2 separate regions of the Mus musculus genome follow, and region 2 is linked to region 1. The links are chromatin contacts, found by POLR2A ChIA-PET in ENCODE. All regions are on one chromosome and are shown on one strand. The core of a region is the stretch at or near the end of the contact, and the rest is flanking DNA. Distances in the headings are between cores, read along the strand shown. Region 1 holds the start of Supt5 (suppressor of Ty 5, DSIF elongation factor subunit). Region 2 holds the start of Paf1 (Paf1, RNA polymerase II complex component).

The links. ChIA-PET counts read pairs that join two places held with the same protein, here RNA polymerase II (POLR2A).
Region 2: POLR2A ChIA-PET joins it to region 1 with 50 read pairs in embryonic stem cell. The contact joins the promoter of Paf1 here to the promoter of Supt5 in region 1. POLR2A ChIA-PET finds 5 or more read pairs at or near these places in 4 of 5 experiments (Patski and embryonic stem cell).

What each region holds. Positions count from the first base shown.
Region 1 is chr7:28,337,446-28,340,145 of GRCm38, forward strand. Supt5 (suppressor of Ty 5, DSIF elongation factor subunit) reads right to left here and starts at 1,274. Exons shown (of 30, transcript NM_013676.1): 1 at 1,250-1,274; 2 at 907-990. The coding sequence starts at 981.
Region 2 is chr7:28,391,737-28,394,438 of GRCm38, forward strand. Paf1 (Paf1, RNA polymerase II complex component) reads left to right here and starts at 1,260. Exons shown (of 14, transcript NM_019458.3): 1 at 1,260-1,518; 2 at 1,933-1,962. The coding sequence starts at 1,472. It overlaps Med29 (mediator complex subunit 29), which reads right to left and starts at 954. Exons shown (of 4, transcript NM_026042.3): 1 at 715-954. The coding sequence starts at 927.

The DNA.
Region 1 (2,700 bases), core at 24-2,523:
CTCTCAGGAGGCAGAGGCAAGCAGATCTGAGTTCAAGGCCAGCCTGATCTACAGAGTGAGTTCCAGGACAGCCAGGGCTACACAGAGAAACCCTGTCTCGAAAAACCAAAAAAGAAAAAAAGAAAAGAAAACAAAACAAAACAAATAAAATCCAAAGTATACATATTTCAGATCTTGGAGGATTTTTGGATTATTTGCACATACACAATAAGGTACCTTGGAACGGGACAATACATGAAATTCATATATCTTTCATATATACTGTGCACAGTCATTTAACACAGTATTTTTAGTGCACTAGTGTTGACTTTGACCTGTCATATGTGGAATTTTCCATTCGTAGCATCGACAGAAGACTAGAAAAGTTACAAAATCATCTGGATTTTCACACTAGGATGCTGAACCTGGGAGTCTCTCATATTTACTGGCTATATTTATTCACAGTAGCAAATTCACATTCACCCATCAGTTGTCGATTTACATTTTAAAATCTGTTAGCAGGAGCCCAAGGACAAAGACTTGTACAGGCTGGCACACAGTAGGCAATACATACACACTTCTGGAACAACTGGGGATACCTAAAAACACAAACACGAAAGAATCCTAAGAGCTGGGGCTGTCCACCTAGCAGGGCCCTGAACTCAATCCTAGCATCGCAAGTGATAAAAAGTAAACCGAAAGAAACAAATCAGATGAAAGCCAACCGTGGACCTGGCGCACCCCCACCTTCTGGACGCTGCCCCTGCGCTCCACGCTGACTTGCACACTCGTCCATCTCTCCCGACAATCTGGAACCACCCTCCCCCCCAGCCGTTCCGAGTCCCCGGCTCCCCCAGGGCCCTCTCTGCCCTGCCCCTGTCCCTGTCCCCAGGCGCAACGTCTCCCCTAAGAATCCCAGGCACCGACCTCGGCCTCCTCCGCCTCGCTGCTGCGCTCGCTGTCCTCCTCCTCGGAGAAGTTGCTGTCTTCGCTGTCCGACATCTTCCGCAGCTGCAGAGGAAGACCGCGGCCTCAGGGCGTCGCGGAACCAAAAGCGCCACCCCCAAGCCTCAGTTTCCCCGCAAGGTAAACCGGGGGAGAAAATCCCCAGGCGCACTTCCGGCAGCCTGGTTCAGGCGGTCGCGAACCCGCGTTGTTCGGGCTATGGCAGCTAGCACACCCGGCCCTGGCTGCGGCCGGCACACGTCCTGAACCTCCGCCAGCCCCGACCCCCGCTCCGGCCCCTGCCTGCCGTCCCACGCCCGCTCACCGATCGCTTGCCACCTGAAGCTTCCGCGCCAGCTGCGGATCACACAACGCCTAGCTGGCCTGAGCGCTCTCTCGCGAGAACTGGCGCGTCAGTCTCACCTAACGCGAGACTTTAGGGGCCTGCTCTGAGGGCGGCCTCTTGGAGCCGCCATCTCCGGAGTGGCCAAAGTGGTTTACGCGGACTGTACGGCCGCCATCTTGAGAAGGTCGAAAAGTAATCGGCTTCTCCTAACCCAGAGCTGAATCGGGTGAACTGTTGGCTCGTCCGTCCTCTAAACTTCCCTCGGAGGTGTCAGAGGTGACGGGACAGAGATTCGGCTTCACACCGCCACCCTCGGCATTCTGAGGAGTTCCCCTAGATTTTTAGGGACCTAGACTCAGGTTAAATCCGAATTCCTGGCGATGCTCAAAACAATCTCAAAACTTGTTAGTTTAGCGCGGCACAGTATTGTGTTATTAATGATCTGGTTTGTTTGTTTGTTTGTTTGTGTGATAAGGCCTTACTTTGTAGCCTGGCTAAATCTCAGACTCACAAAGATAAGCCCATGTCTGCCTCTGCCTCCCTGGTACTGAAATTAAAGGCGTGTGCCACCATGCTTACAATGAAAGACACTTTAATACGGATTTAAGACTGAAGGCGGGAGCTGGTGAGATGGCTCAGTGGTTAAAAGCGCCTACTGCTCTTCCGAAGGTCCTGAGTTCAAATCCCAGCATCCACATGGTGACTCACAACCATCCATGACGAAATCTGATGCCCTCTTCTGGAGTATCTGAGGACAGCTACTGTGTACTTACATATAATAAATAAATAAATAAATCTTAAAAAAAAAAAGAAGAAGAGGAAGAAGAAGAAGAAGAACTGAAGGTGGACAGGCGAGCCAGGAGTTATGCACAAAACCATCACATTTATTTAATTCCGGACAGCCAAGGTTACACAGTGAAACACTGTAACCAAAACAAAACAATAAAACCTAAACTGGAGAGTTGGCTCAACCGCCAAAGAACGCTGGCTGCTGTGGAGCTGTGGTCAATTTCCAGCAGCTCACAACCCGCTTTCACTCCAGTCTCAGGGGAGCTAATGCTCGCCCTCTTCAGGCCTCGGCTGACATTGAATATCCACAGACATAAAAATTCAAGACAAGCCGGGCGGTGGTGGCGCACGCCTTTAATCCCAGCACTGGGAAGGCAGAGGCAGGCGGATTTCTGAGTTCGAGGCCAGCCTGGTCTACAGAGTGAGTTCCAGGACAGCCAGAACTGCACAGAGAAACCCTGTCTCGAACCCCCCACACACAAAAAAAAATTCAAGACAGAAAGTTAATAAAAGCAGCATGCTTGAGCAATCTAGATGGCTCATCAGATAAAGTATCTTGCTGAGAAACCTGACGATCTGAGTTCTATCCCTGGAACCTATATGATAGAAGGAAGATAGCCAAAAAGTTTTCTTCTGACCTC
Region 2 (2,702 bases), core at 10-2,509, 54 kb after region 1:
GTCATCATGGACTGAAATGACACTTAGGCCGTACTTCTGCACGGAACTTAACCAGAACGGTTTCTCTTTTTACTCTTCTCCTCCTGCCTCCCCCACTTCCATCTAGTTTTTTGGGACAGGGTTTCTCTGTGTAGCCAAGGCTGTCTTGGAACTCAAAAGATTTACCTTCCTTTGCCTCCAGAAGGCAGGAATTAAAGGCTTGCACTACCATACACAGTTAAAATTGTCATTCATGCTGGGCATGGTAGCGCACGCCTTTAATCTCAGCACTTGGGAGGCACAGGCAGGCGGATTTCTGAGTTCGAGGCCAGCCTGGTCTACAGAGTGAGTTCCAGGACAGCCAGGGCTATACAAAGAAACCCTGTCTCGAAAAACAAAAAAAAACAAACAAACAAAAATTGTCATTCATCCTCATCTCCTTTCTCTCCACAGGGTTTCACTATGTAGACCCTGGTCGGCCTGGAACTCTATAGACCAGACTGGCCTCGAGCTCAGATCCGTCCCCCTCTGCTGTCCCAGCACGGGGATTAAGAACGCGCCACCACTACAGCTGACCGGAGCTTCACTTTGGTTAGACACAAACACAACACAGCTAGTCTGTCTTCTCTTCCCGACCTACGATCTCTCCTTCAACAAACAGCCCCTCGGCGCTCGTCCCCGGAGCCCGCCCGCCCGCCAGCCAGCCCCTCTTGCTCCCCGCGCAGGGCCCATCACCTGGAGACTCTCCTTCAGTTGCGGGATGAGCATCTTGTAGCGCTGCACAGGATCGAAGTCCTGCTGCTGCTGCTGCAGGAGCCCGCTCTGGGCAGAACCCACCAACTGGGTCGGTTGTGGCTGTTGCTGGGGACCCGGACCCCCGGCAGAACCCGGGCCTGACACACCAGACGCAGAGGAAACCGCTGCAGCCTGTGGCTGGGGCGCAGCCATTTTCCTCCGCTAGAACGCCGGAAATGCGTCATAAATGCGTCTGCTCCGGTAGCTCCTCAGCTTTTTCAGTTGGCTGACCTCCTAGTTAGCCATGCCTTACCGACAGATTAGCCAATGGGAGAAGAGGATATGCATTTTTCTCCGCCCTCCCAAATCCGAGGCCATGAGTGGAATATCTTTTCGCCAATCATAAGAGGAGTTCCCCCACGGCTCCGCCCCTTCACCCACAGCTCGCCAATCACTGTGAAGGACTGACCAAACTCTATTTCCCTGAAGGCCTTGCGGCCAGGAGCGACCTGTCTAGTCTTCTGCGTCTTGGTAGCAGTCGGAGCGGGAGCTGCAAGTCTGTGTCCGACGCTGTCTGTGCTCTTACTTCAGTCACACCCGAGCCCTTCTCGTCGGCCCACTTCATCCCCTTTCCCCGCGGAGCCCGGCGTCTACGGGAGCCTGTCCTTGGATCCGGCGTCTCTCAAAGTCGGTACGCCACTCAGCGTCCGCCTGCGGCCAGCGAGGACGCCTACCGCGCCGCCGTCGCCTGGTCGCGATGGCGCCCACCATCCAGACCCAGGCCCAGAGGGAAGATGGCCACAGGTAGGTCTCCTGTCACCTGCCGCTTCATTTTGTTTTGTGAGCTGCAAGCTGGGGACTAGGCCGAGGGGGGCTGCTTGCGACATCACTGATTCCCTCAGGTCGGCCCCCGAGGTCGCGCAGCGCTCACCCCCGATGAAGGGGCGGTCCCCCCTGGGCTCTGCGGTCGCTTCCTGGTCCCCTGCTATTCAATTTCGGAATTGCACCTTGCGGGAGGGAGTCAGACCTCAGTCTCCTTCAGTGAAGCTTCTGGATTGCTCTCCTCAGGGGATTGAGCATCTGGCTTCATGCTTTATCACCATCATCACCATCACTCCTTCAGAAATTCGGGGGCCGGCCTTTCCACTCACATGGCCAACTCTTGACATCTCTCTCTCTCTCTCTCTCTCTCTCTCTCTCTCTTCTCCCCGAAACCAGGCCCAATTCCCACCGGACCTTGCCTGAGAGGTAAGCTCCCAGCTCCGTTTTCCAGGAGGGGTGGAACACGAACAGGGGAGGCGGTTAGGGGGCCTTTTTTGTGCTTTGGAGAATCTCATAAAGTGGCCCAGACTGGTCTTTGTGCCCCAGTCTCATGGGTGCCGGGATTGCAGCCTTATGTGCCCAGCAGCACAGGCCTAGGGTTGTGTGTGTGTGTGTGTGTGTGTGTGTGTGTGTGTGTTTAAATTGTACACACCTTAGCTCTGAGTGGCAGTCTAAAGACATTTCCTTAGGCTGGACAGCAGGCACTTTCACCTGCTGAGGTATCTTGTCAGCTTGAGGCAGGGTTTGTTTGTATGTAAGTACACTGTAGCAGTCTTCAGACACCCCAGAAGAGGGCATCAGATTTCATTGCAGATGGTTGTGAGCCACCATGTGGTTGCTGGGATTTGAACTCAGGACCTTAACTGCTGAGCCATCTCTCCAGCCCGTTTGTTTTTTAAAGATTTATTATATGTGAGTACACTGTAGCTGTTTTCAGACACCCCAGAAGAGGGGGTCACATCTTGTTATGGATGGTTGTGAGCAACGATGTGGTTGCTGGGATTTGAACTCAGGACCTTTGGAAGCCGCAATCAGTGCGCTTTTTTTTTTTTTAAAGATTTATTTATTATTATATATAAGTACACTGTAGCTGTCTTCAGACACAACAGAAAAGGGCGTCAGATCTCATTACGGGTGGTTGTGAGCCACCAGGTGGTTGTTGGGAT